Linked DNA regions of Homo sapiens: region 2 is linked to region 1. A link is a contact called in ENCODE Hi-C or POLR2A ChIA-PET data. All regions are on one chromosome and are shown on one strand. The core of a region is the stretch at or near the end of the contact, and the rest is flanking DNA. Distances in the headings are between cores, read along the strand shown.

Region 1 (3,355 bases), core at 828-3,327:
AACCAAGGTTTATAGCCAGCAGGTGGCAAAGCTTGAATTCCAACCCAACTCTGCTGACTCCCAACTACACCCACCTGCACACTTGCCTCTTGGGCCTTGTTTGTCTGGCAAGTCCTAAATCCCAGACTCATTTGTTCACTTGCTTGCTTCCTCCCTCCCTCCCTACCAAAACACAGTATGATCTGTCGGTTAAACTCAATAGACTAAAAACTCCGGGTTCAAATGCTAGCTCCTCCATCACTAGCTGTATGACCTTGGGAAAGTACTTAATCTCTCTGTGCCTCAATTTCCATGTTTATAAAATGGGATAAAGTGCCCATTATAGTGCCCATTTCCTAGGATTCTATCCAGGAGATGATGTGCCTATTTCCTAAGGTTCTTATAATGAGATTCTGCAAGGACAGCACTCCAAATAGTACAGGCACATGGTTTTGACAGTTGTTTCTGTTATTATTGAAATAAAAAGAACCTATACCTGTTCCCAGGAAGCTCAGAGTCTCTCACAGGCCTTTTCAGTTCCTGGGGCTCTCATATTTCCTCATTCTCCCAGACTCCTCTGACCCTACTCTTCCTCAGGTTCTTACTGCTCCTGTGGGAAATCAGAAAGAGCAGCCAGCAGACAACACCAACTGAGATGAATGCAGCTGAAATGGCACAGGTCAGTATGGCCAAGAAACACCATGGGCTAATGTTCAGACCCATGGTATGAAAGCCAGAGTGGGTGTGAATTTCACTCCCATGTCTCTTATCTTGGATGGTTTTCATCTGCATGACCCATTTGCCCAATGCCCAATGGATGTGAAGATACAGAAAAGTCCAGGTACTGTTTTCAGGGAAGTAAGATGTCCTGTGCCAACTCTTCTCACTTCAGGGTCCAAGTCAGAGTGCACAAGGAAAGCAGGTGGGGCTGGCCCACCAGCAAAAGCTTCAGGAGAGCAAGGGATTGGCTGACTGGGCTGCAAGGGTAGTGTTCAAAGCCAGCTGCCTTGGAGGCCAAGATAGTGGAGGAGCTGCATAAAACATGGATTTTGCAGCCAAGTAAGAGCTGGCCTTGATTCCAGCTCAGCCATTTATTAGATGTGTGGCATTGGGCAAATTTACTTAACCTCTCTGAATATCAGTTTCCTCTGCTGTAAAACAGGCTGTGAAACTCTCACTTTTTTGACAGTTGGGAGGATTAAATGTTTGCACCCCATAGATACAAAACAAGGAAGGGTGATTTCTCCATCTCTTGTTTGTGGCGGACTGATTATAAAGGGCAAGATGTTTTAAATTTTATTTTAAATTTTAAAAATATGTAAGAATGCTATGCCTTATACTCTAAGGGGTTTTGCTCAAGGTGTATCACTTCCTAATAAAAGTGCCTAATAAACTGCCGTTTATTGAGTGCTCACCCTGAGCCAGTACTTATGCTTTACATGTATAAATGCATTTCAATCATCATAATACCCTATCCAACTTCCCCATTTTATGGATGAGAAACCTGAGGTTCCACGAAGTAAGATAACTTGCTCAAAGTCACAAGGCTAGCCAATGGCAGGCTGGGATTTGATCAGCCTGACTCTAGCACTCACACTCCTCACCACTATGATGGCTCTCAAAATGGGCCCCTCAGACCCTCTCTGTATTTTGACTCTTTGGCTTTCTCACTCACTAAGCTGTGAGATCCCTATGAGAAAGAACTGGCTCCATCTTAGTCTCCACTGTATCCCCAGGACCTAGGAAGTGCTTGGCACCTAGTAGTGGCTTGGAAAGCACTTGTTAAATGAATAAATGAGTGATGGTGTCTCTCTTCTCTGTGCAGCATATGGTGAGGGGCCCACCTTCTTACCCCTAAATGGAAGCAAGCACATATTCTACTAAAAGCACAAGCCCATTGCTGGGGGGCTCTAGAAGTGTTTCAGTTATCATGTACTTATGGGAACTGTAGAAGTTGGCGAGACATTTTGCTGAGACCAGTTCTGAAAAAACCAGGCCTTCGGACACGCTGTCCCAACACTGCCAGTATCATTTCAGGGGACTTGCAGCTCCATGGAAGCTAACCCCCAGGAGACCAGCCAGCTGGATTTGACTACCTATAGTCACCATCCAGGTTGTCAGATGCCAATTTTTTTTCAGGAGAACCGCTGAGGCTAGCCAGAATATGGCTGGGCAGCACCCTCTAGGCTCTCACTGGATAGAACAGGATACAGAGAAAGGCCTCCCTAGCCACCAAGACCTCTTCCTTATAGCTGAGAAACTTCCAAGGATATGTTAACTATGAACAATGTTTGTCTGATTAATTTCAAGTCTGCCAGATGTATCAGTGACTAAGAAAGGAACTGTGGCCTCAGATCCTGAGTGAAATGGTTCATGCAGAAGTGACTAATACAGAAGCCACCACCCCAACCCCAAATAACCACAAGGGCTCTGTGCAGCCATGTAAAACAGAATCAGTCAACAGGAGGCTCACAAGACAATCATTCACCTTTGTTCCCTGCAGCAGGTATCCTGCAATCTGAGACTTATCTTGAGCTGGGGTAAGGTCTGAGGCATGCTGGCAGGGTGTGTGAGGGTTGGGGGTGAGGGTGGTCACATCCAGGCAATCATTCTATTAAGGATGTGCTAGATGACCCACAGACTCAGGCCTGACTCCTCAGGAGCTCACAGTTAGTAGGGGTTCAGACAAGAACACAGGTACATAACTAAAACTCTATTGATAAGGGCGCCTCGGTAAGGTGCTATGGGAACCATAAGGATGCAGTTCCATGGCCCAGTCAGCTCATCTGGGGAAAAATAATAAAACAAAAAGGAAGCAGTTCCAGACAGAAGACCATCTCCAAATGGTTCTTTATTGAACACCCACTTTGGCTAGGCAATATCCTCCCCCTGCCCTCTAATCCAGGCTCAGGTACCCCCAGTGGAGTATCCTCAGAAGGCAACTCCCAAGACCAGGAGTAATGAGAGATTGGGCAGAGGGTAAGGGACAGCAGGGAGACGGAGGAAAATGAAGACACCAGGGAAAGAGGAGAGGCCTGAACTGGACAGCTGATGCTTTGTCCTGCCCAGCACCCATTCGTCCCTTCTTCAGGTAATATCATCTGCCACCACAACCACCAGCACCAACTCTCAGTCTCTGTGGGTACATGCCAGGCCTGTCCATTTGGTGTATTCCATCTTCCTGGCCACAATGATGACTTGAGGCTGGATACCTTCCTCGTCTGGACCAATGAGAACCAAATCCAGCAGTTCTGTCAGCAAAGGGGAGCTCTTTTTATCAATAACTGGTGCTGTGGGGCCACACTGTGAAGCCCAAGAATAAAGCCAACTCAAATGAAAGCAGAGCTGAGAGCCAAAGAGACAGATCCCTGTTTGG
Region 2 (3,436 bases), core at 937-3,436, 1.3 Mb before region 1:
GAGGCATGCACCACCACACCCGGCTAATTTTTGTGTTTTTCTTATAGAGACGGAGTCTCATGTTGCCTGGGCTGGTCTCGAACTTCTGGGCTCACACCATCATCCCACCACGCCCAGCCTATTTTGTTTTTTTAAATACAATATCTTTTGTATGAACTTAGCTCCAAGCATATGCTCAGAAACCAGCCCTTCTTGGAGTGCAGTTAATATACGAGTTCATAGCCAGAAAGATTTAGAGGTGTTTCAGACAAACCAGGTTCTTACAGGTGTCTTTCTGAAATAACCATTTTCTCCTTTTTACAACAAACCAGAGTGTTTGTAAGACTGAAACAATGATCTTGGATAATGTCTTTGAAGGCCCTCACCCAGGGATTTACAGACTCCTCTGGGGAGGAGGGAAAATGTAATGCGAAGAGCCAGAGTGCAACCAATCTGGCTTTGATCCTCTTTGGTCCACACTGGCTGTGTCACCTTGGGCAAGGAATAGAGCCTCTGAGTCTCCCTTTCTTATTTCTGCTGCCTTAGGATTAGTTAGTGGGGGTTCAGTGAGACGATGTAATAAAGTGTGGGTGTATAGTACAGTCTCTGGTGTAAGTAAGTGCTCTATAGTAATGTCAGCTACTGAGGCTGGGTGTGGTGGCTCATGCTGGTAATCCCAGCACTTTGGGGAGCCGAGGTGGGAGGATTGCTTGAGGCCAGGAGTTCAAGACCAGCCCAGTCAACATGGTGAAACCTTGTCTCTACCAAAAATAAAAAAAATTAGCCAGGCATGGTGGCGTATGCTTGTAGTCCTAGCTACTCGGGAGGCTGAGGTGGGAGGATCAGTTGAGCCCAGGAGGTGGAGGCTGCAGTGAGCTGAGATTGCACGACTGCACTCCAGCCTGGGCAAAAGAGCAAGACCCCATCTCAAAAAAAAAATTTTTTTTTTTAATGTTAGCTACTGTGATGAAGTCTCTTTCTGAAAACTGGTTCTGTACAGGTTGCCGTAATTCTTTCTACTTTTTGTGTGTAAACAAAGTCATTGTTTCTTTCAGGGACTGATTCATGTAGGAATAGAGAGGGGCTGGGGAAACCAGATGGGGCAGGTGGGCGGCAGAGTAAGGGATTTCCTTTATGCCCCAAAACACATTTTTTCCCCTTGAATTAATAATGTGTGTGGATCATAAATAGAAAAATTCAGAGAGGCACAAATCTAAAAATTATGTATATGTGATGTATAAGAAAAAGAGAGCAGCTGTGGAGGGGCTTGGTGGCTGATAGGCGTTAGCTTGCATGTGAATACAGATATTAACAAGTAGAAATCTCATCCGTATACACAGTGCCTTTGCATCATGCATTCCCCGCCAAGTCATGTCGGTTCCATAGTTTCTGGTAAACTCTGGGCTGAGAAGAGACACGGGCTGGTAGCCCCTTCTGTTTTTGGGGGCCAAGATAATGGGGAAAGGATTGCATTTGCAGTGATTTTCTTATACGTCGTCTTCAAGTCACAGCTACTTCTTTGCCTGAGGATGTAAGAATGGAGGATTGGAAAGATGGTTGCTCTAGATGACTCTTCATGCATCCATCCAACCATCCAAGTGTGCAGCTACAAAATTTCTTGAACATCTGCTATTTGCCGGTCACTGTTTTAGGTACTGAGGATACACTGTGAACAAGACAGACACAGTCCCTGCCTTCGTTGACTTCTGTTCTGCTTAGGACAAATCCAAGACAGCCCCTATTCTGTGCATACAGACCACCTTTGGCTGCACCATAGGCTGGTGCAGTTCTGCACAGTGTCATTGGTTTTATAGTTATCACAAGACCTGAATTGTCTGAAATGACATTCAGCACCTGAACTCTTTGACACTTTGGCACCTCCATAAATCTAGAAATTTCTCTGAGTTGTGGTGCATAGGAAACCTTGAGGGACAACCCAGGAGTAACTGTGAGAAAAAGGGTGTCCCAGGGAGTAAATAGATCTCACAGCTCAGAACTGTAGGGACAGGAAGGTGGAAGGGGTAGGAGCTGGAACAAGTCTCCAAGCAGTGAGCTTCCCCAAAGTGCACCAGCGTTTTCAAGCTGTGCCTGCGTAGACGGGAGCAGGTCGAACAGAAATATAGTCAAAACTAGCTCCCGTCAAGGACAGACAGGATGTCATTTTGCACCACAGCAAGTAGGGGAAAGCAGCTCTCAAGCCTAACTGTGAAACGCCCCCACAAACCACCTCCTCCTCCCACTCCCTCACTGCTGCCTGCCATGGCTACCTCTAACGCAGCAAAGCAAAACTACAAAACATCTCTCTTCTCTCTTACACCAGCCCTAAAATACCTAATGAGGCTCTCATAATTTGCCAGAACCCACATCTACGAGAGAAGCCAGCCCTTTTGTCTTAATTAGGATCCCCTTGGTCTGCCCACTTGACCGTGGGCTTCATTGAGGCTGTGCCTGTCTTGTTCAGTGCTGCGTCCTCAGCAGGTAGAATGGTGCCTGGCACCTGGGAGGTGCTCAGTAAATATTTGTTCATGCATAAATGAATCTGAGACCCACTGGCCTCTGGGAAGAGCATAGGAGAGGGGGACAACAGCATGAGGACCATATGTTTGCCATCTTGCTGAAGGAATTTCAGCCAACATAATAAGACATGAAAATGGCATTCGAGGTGTATTAGACAGACAAGGGGATGTTAGTGTTTGCAGGAGACTTGGTCTGCCTCAGTGATGTCAGTCAGCAGTGATTGTGATTCCCCAGGGGACACTCGGCAGCATCTGGAGACATTTTAGTTTAAACTTCCCCAGTGATCTGTGATGTACAGGAGACACTTTCGGTTGTCACACTGGGGGAGGAGGCTGCATGTCACTGGCATCTGTTGGGTGACACCTACAATGCACAGGACAACCACAACAAATAATTCAGGCCCAAATGTTGCTGGTGCTGAGGGTGAGGTCCTAGTGTTAGTAACAGGAGGAAAACCCAGCAGTCTGGAGGAGAGACCTCTTCCCAGGGCAGCCCAGGGGCCATCAGGAGGGTTCATCTCATGCATTAGAGGTCTTGGGAAGAATGAGGCTTCCTTTCCTCCATCAAAGCAAGCAAATCCTTTAAAAGCTGCATCTCCAAGGGCTGCTCCGGGCTCATAGCAAGCAACGTCGGAGCCCAGAGGCAAGGCTGTGCTACTCAGCTGCCCTCTGGGGTCACAAAGGCTTCACTTGGCTTCTAAGAGCTGATGAGGCCTCTCGCAAGGGACCCTGTGTGCATGGGCTGACCCTGAAACTTCCCAGCCTCTCTTCTTCTCAGAGCACCCTCAGGTGGCCTCTCGGGGGTTACCCCTCATTGATACCATGTCTCCTCGTGTTTTTGTCCAGACTCCAATTCCAGGGTTTCAGAACCGCATCGCAGCATCTTTCCTGAAATGCACTCAGACTCAGCCAGCAAAGACGTGCCTGGCCGCATCCTGCTG

Evidence for each region. A loop is a pair of places that touch in the nucleus more often than their neighbours do. ChIA-PET counts read pairs that join two places held with the same protein, here RNA polymerase II (POLR2A). Pooled maps may share reads with other maps.
Region 2: a loop to region 1 is called in a pooled map, with 2.6 times the contacts of the local background. The contact joins two enhancer-like sites. A Hi-C loop is called at or near these places in 1 of 50 pooled maps. POLR2A ChIA-PET finds 5 or more read pairs at or near these places in 2 of 52 experiments (MCF 10A and PC-9).

Annotation. Positions count from the first base shown.
Region 1 is chr16:23,669,318-23,672,672 of GRCh38, reverse strand. It overlaps DCTN5 (dynactin subunit 5), which reads right to left. Exons shown (of 6, transcript NM_032486.4): 6 at 1-3,355. Among named protein-coding and RNA genes, the nearest start is that of PLK1, 7.9 kb to the left of the region's middle. RefSeq lists an enhancer at 2,030-2,259. Within about 2 kb of position 2,077, at least 3 of the 41 ENCODE cell types and tissues checked have a DNase peak (open chromatin) inside an H3K27ac peak, as active enhancers do.
Region 2 is chr16:24,920,166-24,923,601 of GRCh38, reverse strand. It overlaps ARHGAP17 (Rho GTPase activating protein 17), which reads left to right. Exons shown (of 20, transcript NM_001006634.3): 20 at 3,342-3,436. Among named protein-coding and RNA genes, the nearest start is that of SLC5A11, 76 kb to the right of the region's middle. Within about 2 kb of position 2,186, at least 2 of the 41 ENCODE cell types and tissues checked have a DNase peak (open chromatin) inside an H3K27ac peak, as active enhancers do.